Regions from separate parts of the Homo sapiens genome. Here region 2 is linked to region 1. The links are chromatin contacts, found by Hi-C or POLR2A ChIA-PET in ENCODE. All regions are on one chromosome and are shown on one strand. Each heading gives the region's core, a stretch centred on a gene start or an enhancer-like site at or near the end of the contact. The rest is flanking DNA. Distances are from core to core; before and after follow the strand shown.

Region 1 (4,119 bases), core at 688-3,187:
TGCTCGTCCTCCAGTCACAAGAACTGTACACAGAGCTGTGTTCACAGGCGCCCGTCGGGGAGCCTCGCAGCAGCCTGGATCTAGAGGCAAAATTTTAAATGGAGCACGAACTGGTTTCAGAAATACTCTCCCGGAAGGCCAGGGTTCCCAGACAGGGCAGAAGCAACACTGAGCATGTTCAGGCATCCACATTCGCTCCTTGCTAAGAGGGAACACCGGGGAAGGGCCCCCACTCACCACAGAGAGGAGCCGTCTCTGCCATCGAAGCCCCCAGCTCCGGCCTGGAGACCGGCACGACAGACGCAGGCTCCTTGTGTATCTGAGGAGCCGCCTGAGAATGGGAATCAATAGCTGCCTCTGCAGAGAGGCAGGGAAACAACTGCCCTGGGACCTACAGGGTTGAGAGGGTCCCGCCTACCTGCAGGATCCCCCACGTCAACCCACTATCCGGAGGCTCTGAGCGCTCCATCCACCTCTGGCCTTCTCCTTCCTCTTGGATGGAACTGAGGCCACCAGGCCCCTCGCTGCGAATGGGCAGGGGAGGACTGGATCAGACGCGTGCGTCCGTCGTGAAGCACGAGAGCATCAAGAGGTCCCAGTTCCTCCCCTGCCCCACGCTCACGGGGCCTCCGCGGCTGAGCCAGGAGATGCTCCCTGATCAGGAGCTGCTGGAGATTCAGATCAGAGTTTATGCTTCTCATCTACCCAGGACTGAAGAAGAAAGCAGAGGAGGCTGGCGGCCAGGGCCCCTCCATGTCTGAACTCGGAGGCCGAGCCTCCTGAGCAGTTTCCCACTCTCGCCCGAGCAGCTTTCGGCTGCAGGGGGTGCTCCTGGGTACATGACCTCGTTTAGTCTGCACCAGAATCTGGGAGGAAAGCAGCAGCGCCACCCCCACCCCACATCCCTGAGGAGGAAGGGGCTCAGAGGTGGCATGCCTCGCTGAGGACTTGGGTTCAAATCTCCACCAGAATCTGGGAGGACAGCGGCAGCACCGGCCCCAGTCCCCACATCCCCAAGGACAAAGGGGCTCAGAAGCCACCGTGTCCCCCAGGACACCACTGTACTGACCTCCAGGGTCTCCAGGGCCGTGCCTTGGGCACCCCCATAGGGCTGGGGGGAGATGCCCCAGTCGGGCCAAGCAACAGCACTGCCACACAGGTGACACGTTCCATGTGTCTCTCAGAAGAGGGCAAGTGCAGGGGCTTGGCCGAGCCAGCGGTTGGGAGGGGGTGAATGCCTCGCTGAAGACTCGGGTTCAAGTCCACGTGGCCAGCTCAGCCCCCACACCGTCATGAGGTTGGGGCCGGGCAGCCGCACTCAGTGGCACAGGTGGGCACTTGCAGGTGAAAGAGAGGGGCAAGCCCTCCTCCCTGGGGGGCAGGTTCAGACTCGGAAGGGGCTGGGACTCCGAGAGGGCAGGTGCCCCAGGACATCAGGCTCAGCGTGGCACGCAGCTGTTGTTATTTACTCTATCTAATCCCAATCTTAAATGCCTCCAAGTGTCAATACACATTTTTCTGAAAAAAATAAAAATCCAAACAGCGGAAACAAAACCAGAGAATGAGAAGACCAAAGGCTGAAATAATTACCAATCAAAGGAACGGCCAGGGGAGCAGGCTCTGAAGCTGCAGCCTGGCCTCCCGGTCACTTCTCCCCGACTCTGCCTCTGATGAACGCTCTGTTCCCAACATCTCGTCAACTGGAATCACCAAATTCAATTTGCATTCCCAGATAAACAGAGGCCACACGGCAAATACTCTCATCTGACCTTGAAATGTGAGAAGGAAAATTGCCCTTTGCAATTTCAATTCACTCCCAACCATAATGAATAATCCAGTTTAGCTGATCAGCTACCAACCTGTAATCGCCTGGGCAGGGCTCCTCCAAATGCTGGGTGGGGAGCCCCGGCAAGCACGGCCGCAGGGAGACCATAAATTCACTTCCGCCCCAGGCTGCTGGAGATTAGGAAATGAGAACTGCAGAGACAAGGGGGCAAGTCACCTCCCCAGGCTCTACTAAACAACCGCCCCATGCCCTCCAGCTCTGACTTGGAGAAAAAAGAGAAGCCACAGAAGATAATCCGGTGCCTGGAGTGACGCAGAGAGGCACAGCAGGTGTCCTGGACACATCTACCGTCTCCCGAGGTCAGAGAGAAGGAGACCATCCGTGCGTCCGTCAACCCTGTCAGCGCTGGCTGCCTGCTCGCCTAATGCACAGGACAGAAGCCCCAAGGGGCCACATGGCCAACAGGCAGGCAGCAGGCGGGTGGGCCAGCCTCGAGGCTGGGGGCTTTCTCTGCACTGCTGCTCAGCAAACAGCCCACCACCTATGGTTGTAAGGAAAGTTTTCCTGGAACAAAGCCACTCCCATTCATTGACATATGGCTTACGGCTGCTTTCCTGTGACAGAGCCCGTGGCTCAAAAAGCCAAAAGTATTTACCATACGGCTCTTTACAGAGAAAGGTTACCAACCAATACCCTATACCACTACCCTATACCACAGATATGAGGTTTAGAAACGCTAGCATGGGTAACTAAAGACATGAGTTCCCACCCACCTGAGGCCGGGCGACTGCATGTCCCCCACAAGAGAGCAAGCTCCTGCCGGCTCCCCGCCTCGGCCACTGCAGATGCACAAATTCAAAGGCAAAAACAGTAATAACCACCCTCTGACTAAACCCACCCACCCACCCTCATGTGCAGAGCGCCTCCCCCACGATCACAGGCCTCTGGTAGGAAGCCCAGGATTCCGGGGCCCCTCATTTCCAAATGGGAGCAGGACTCAAAGAACAGCGCTGGGCTCTGACGCCAAGTCCATCCCCAGGCAGCTGGAAACTCCCGGGTCGCAGAGCAGCCCTGCTGTCGGCTGCACAGGGCCGTGCATTCAGATGAGGTGCGGAGCCAGATTTTCCCAATGAAGATGCGTGTGGTTGGGCAAAGGGAACTGCCATTTCTTCAAACACACCCTGAACCTCCCTGCCAGGGAGGGAGACGTTTTCGCCTCATTTCTCGGTTAGGGACACAAATGCTGGGGGAGAGTGGCATTCCAGGGGACCTGGCTCACAGGCGGTACCGCCGGGACGTGGCCTGCACTTTGTGACATTATATCTTGGCCTCATTAACCCTCAGCTGCCTCTCAGCATGCCCAAGGTCCAGACTCTGTGCCCCCTCTCCCTGGTTCCCCGTTCCTGAAGGGTGAGAAGATGCCTGAGCCCAGGAAGAGAGAGGAGAGAGCTGCTGTGATGGTCCAGGAGCCAGGCCAGGAACCAAGGACAGGACTGGGGATGACGCAGGGTGGGAATGGCAGAGCCAGCGGGAAGGGTGTTTGGAAACAGATATGGACAGACAAGCTGGGCCGGGGTGGGGAGGTGGGGAGGCTCTGAGCCGGTGGTGGAAAGCGGCCTGTGGGCAGAGGAGTCACTTGGGGCCAGGGTTGCCACACTGGGCTCCTTGCCCCTTCCTCATCTGGATCATAGGTTCTAGCGAAAGTCCATCGAGTTCCCTCAAACTGACGCGTAAAGGAACGAAAATCACAGCATCCACGTATCAGTCCCACTCCACCAACACTTCTCCAATTTCCAGAACGCCATCGTGCGACCCGGGAAACCTCAGGACACATCTCAGCTGGAGGACACCAGCCTGTGGAGGGACTGTGGGTCTCAGGGACTGCCAAAAATCCCCGCATCGGGCCGGAACCCACCCCACACAGGAGGCGGGGGGCGCTCCCTGCATCACTGCAGCCCAGGACACCATCATGCACCCCTTCACTCCCTCGACCAGCCAGCAGGCCCCAGGACTTCTCTCTTCCGGGCTCTGTCCTCCACACAGGGGTCCGCCGTCACTGTTCCAGCCCCCGTGGTCGGCGGAGCACAACGGCCCAGGCCCGGCGGAGGGGGCAGGAGCTAAGTGCGAGGGAGAAAAGCCGGAGCACAGGTTAGAGAGGGGAAGGCCGCCTGGCCTAGCTGGTGGGAAAGCGGGAGACACACCTGCCGTCAGGGTGGGGAGGCTGGGCCTTCATGCGAGTGGCCAACAGAGATCACGGGACCCCTGGGGAGACAGCAGGGCACGCCTGACATGGCCCCAAGGTCAGGAGCAATAACAGCAAGGTAGCAGCTTCC
Region 2 (3,748 bases), core at 380-2,879, 59 kb after region 1:
TTACAACAAGTTACAGGGAAACTCAAGAAAAGCGTTCATAAGAGGATGCTCCCAAGTCCACTGATGATGCCCTGGGCTTGGCAGTGCCGGGCATGAGAGAGGAGGCCTCGAGGACCCCACCTCAGTCTCCCCAGATAGCAGCTCCTGGCAGCCCTGACCCTGCTCTAGGCTCCGCTGTGGGGTGTGGGCTGCTCTCCTGGGGTTAGGCTCACACAAACCCCTTCAAAATAAGCAAGGAAACAGAAGTTCAGGGCACCAAAATACTTAGGGACCAACCCCAGCAAGGGCCCTTCTCCCATCTCCCTATTCTCTTCCTGAAGCAACAATAAACAACATTCAAGTAGTATTCATTTCTGTGTTTTCTCCAAATGTTTGAGGAAATCTACATTCTACTACCACCTTTTGGGGGCCAAGAAAGATGTTCGCTTGCAAAGGACAGAACTGACCCAAGCACCCTCTTCTCAAACGTATATGGCACTCCAGATGCCGTTTTCTGATTTGGGGAGCTGAGGTCAGACACCTTCCGCTCTCTAACAGAAACGTCACAGAGCGGCAGGCATGTTACCGGTCTGCTTGGCCCATGCAAGTGAGGGGCCCACACTGCCTCCTCCTTCCCTTCTGCACCTTGCACACACCACCTCTGGCCCAGGTGAGTGAGGGGCCCAGGCTGTCTCCTCCTTCCCTTCTGTGACTTGCACGTGCCACCTCTAGCCCCAGGTGCAGACAGGCTTGTGCCATGGCACTGCCTGAAAACCTCAGCCAGGAAACAGAGCGCTTTCCCCATGGTCCCGGGTCACCTCAAAGATGCCACCTCAGGCTCCCACACAGGCCAGATCCACAACCGGAACAGAAACTTCTCCAGGAAAGGTCTCCTGACCAGCAGTTTCTGAACTGTGCTCCTCTGGCCCTGGAGGCTCCAAAGAGGGGAAGCCAAGCAGGAGGTGGACGTATGGGGCAACTACACGAGGACACGATACCGGCCATGATGGCAGCTGCTGCTCACAGAGCGTTTCTGTGCCGACGGTGCCATGTCGGATAACTATGCGAGGGCCACACGACACCAGCCACACGACACAGGCCATGATGGCAGCTGAAGTTCACAGGGCGTTTCTGTACTGACAGCGCGGGCCAGCCCATGATCAGAGCACAGAGCTGTGAGTCCCAGGCCCTTCACCAGGGCTGCACCCACGCTGCGCTCTCACCACCACTGGGCAGCCCCTGACACTGCGGACCTGAGACTGCTGTTACAAAGGGTTTCATGGGGGTGGGAGGAAATGCCAGCTTTTTTTTAACTTGCTAAAGAGGGTGAGAGAATGCAGGGGTGCATACAGGGTCCAAAGGGAAGGAGAAAGGAAGGGGATGCATCTGCTGCCCCAGGGGACGTGCTCCCTGGCCACCGTCCTGGCTGCGGCAGCGCTCAGCAGGCTGGCGGTGGGGCGGTCAGCTCTGCAGGTGCACTTAGTCCAGAGCCACTCAGCCTAATGAAATGAGGCATCCTGAGAACCACGACGAGGTGGGCGCCAGACCAAGTGGCCTAGAGAGATGAGCACTTCAGCATGCAGAGGTTGAAAACAGATCCTACTGACAAAACGGAAGGAACCACATCAAGAGGTGGGGATTGGGGGCATGAATGCCAGACGCACACTTCCGGCTTGTTAGGAGAAGTCAGCCGGAGGGGAAGCAGCAGATGGGGCCTCCCCCGCTCTCAAGGCCACACCGCCATCGCCTGCAGCACCTCACTCTGAGAACCCCAGGCCCAGGGGCCAAGCAAGCACTGAGAGGAAGGCCAGCACTCCGCTGCCTTCCCCCAGGCAGGCTGCACATACCCTTCAAAGAAACCCATTGAGGGTGGAACTGACCCTAATACAAATGAGGAAAGAAAGGCTCGGGGGTCAAGTGAGCAGGACCCAGTGACAGAGACCACAGACCCCACTCCTGCAAACAATGCCGCCATTCCCTGAGCACCTGCTTGATGTTGGGAACTTCTGAAATCTTCAATTCTCCACTCATCTTGCAAAGCAAGAGTCCTGGACCTGATTTTCCAGATGAAAAGCAGGACAGGCAAGGAGAACACCTCTCAGCTGGAGTCAACATGCATCGGAGAGGCCCAAGGTCCCAGCAGGACAAGCGGTCTTCCTCCTCAGCAGACGCCCCGGTACCGAGGCCAGAGGCGAGGAGGAAGAGCAGGCGAGGCTGCCTCAGCCTCACCCTCCTGTGTGGCCAGCCCACCCAGACAGGGCGAGGACTGTGAGGAGGGCCCAACCCCCAGGAAGCACCCCACACCATGTCCACAGCCTAAGCCCTGGCTGCCACGGGGATCACACGGCCCGACCCCCTGAGCCAGCAATGTACTCTCAGCCAACCCATGGGAGCACCCTCCCCGCACCCCCACCCCACCCTAGCTCACGGGACCACCCTCCCTCTGAGCTCACAGGCTGCAGTCCAGGGCTTGCCAAGGCGGGAGCGCTGCGGGCCCCAGGACGCACACTGAGATGCCCCCCACCCTCAGCAGTGAAGGTGACTCCCCCAGCCATGCCCCCAGGGCCACAGCCCTGAGCTCTGTGTCCTGCCTCTGGTCTCAGGAGGAACCAGACACTACCAATGACCCAGCACCCTGAGAGTATGGAAAATACAACACTCATGCTGGGAGAAGCTGCCAGGGGCTGGGGCCAAAGGCAGACTGCTGAGAACTCCACAGCCACAGAGGACACCCGCCGCTCTCCTTCAAGGCTGAGAACTCCACAGCCACAGAGGACACCCGCCACTCTCCTTCAAGGCTGATGGGGGAGGAAGCCGGGCTTCGGCAGACCCCCGTCCAGATGGCTCCAGCAGGGGCCAGTGTGAGGGGCTCTGCGTGGAGAGGCCAGCTGCAGCTCGGACCACACTTCCCCCGACCCTCAAGGCTAAGGTTTTGTGGGTGGTTTAGGCCTGAGATGATAAAAAACAATTTTATGCCTAAAAATATTAAAAAGTAACAATACAGATCAGAAAAATCCATGCTCTAGGCTTCACTCCACCAAGTAGAGTCTCTTTCCCCCCACAGGCCTCAGTTTCCCTGTTTTTATGGTCTACTATCTGGACCCCGCCCCCCCCCAGTCCCTGCCCTGCTCCACTGCAGCACAGCACGCCACAGGCCAGGTGGCCAGGCTTCCAAAGCCCTCAACTACTTCCCTGCAGGACGTGCATCCTTCTGTGACCTGTGCTTGGCTCAAGATCACCTACACAGCGTCCAAGCCCAGGTGGCCCCTGCAGACGCCTCTCCCAAGGCCTCCCACTCTTGTCAATCCTTGGTGGCTTCCTCTGGGCCTTCCCCAGGCCAGTGTCCCAGAGGCAAAGGCTCAGCCACATTCACCACTGCCCAAACGTAAAACAGTGACTCCAGCACCCCTCCAGCAGCCCCCGTCCGCCCTGCACATGTTCTTACACAGGACCCTCAAAGGACCCTGAAGGGTGAAGGGTGCCGGTGCCACCCTCCACGCCTCAGAATCGGAGAGTGCACCAGGGCCGAATGGCCCTCCGAGGCCCTAGCTGCAGCCGCAGCCGCAAAGCCGGGAGCAAGAGGCCAACCAGGGCAGGGACGCCGAGTGACCAGGGAGAAGGGAGAAAAGAAGCCAGGCATCCCTGGCTTAGCCACTTCCAAGATGAAGAGCCTCGTCTGCCTTAGACACTTCCTCCAAAACAAGAGCCATGGATGTGGGTGGGAGCCGGCCCCGCATCCCAGCACGAGGCCAGGCCCCCGCCAGGAGAA

What was found. Hi-C counts contacts between places; a loop is a spot of excess contacts on that map. ChIA-PET counts read pairs that join two places held with the same protein, here RNA polymerase II (POLR2A). Pooled maps may share reads with other maps.
Region 2: POLR2A ChIA-PET joins it to region 1 with 31 read pairs in PC-9. The contact joins two enhancer-like sites. A Hi-C loop is called at or near these places in 1 of 168 maps with a recorded cell type or tissue (astrocyte of the cerebellum), 1 of 37 single-sample maps with no recorded cell type and 1 of 50 pooled maps. POLR2A ChIA-PET finds 5 or more read pairs at or near these places in 1 of 52 experiments (PC-9).

Annotation. Positions count from the first base shown.
Region 1 is chr7:2,077,839-2,081,957 of GRCh38, forward strand. All of the region lies in intron 11 of MAD1L1 (mitotic arrest deficient 1 like 1), which reads right to left. Among named protein-coding and RNA genes, the nearest start is that of SNORA114, 9.2 kb to the right of the region's middle. RefSeq lists enhancers at 389-958, 959-1,527, 1,528-2,097, 2,098-2,665. Within about 2 kb of position 1,938, at least 3 of the 41 ENCODE cell types and tissues checked have a DNase peak (open chromatin) inside an H3K27ac peak, as active enhancers do.
Region 2 is chr7:2,136,907-2,140,654 of GRCh38, forward strand. All of the region lies in intron 11 of MAD1L1 (mitotic arrest deficient 1 like 1), which reads right to left. Among named protein-coding and RNA genes, the nearest start is that of SNORA114, 50 kb to the left of the region's middle. RefSeq lists enhancers at 1,615-1,754, 3,056-3,661. Within about 2 kb of position 1,630, at least 5 of the 41 ENCODE cell types and tissues checked have a DNase peak (open chromatin) inside an H3K27ac peak, as active enhancers do.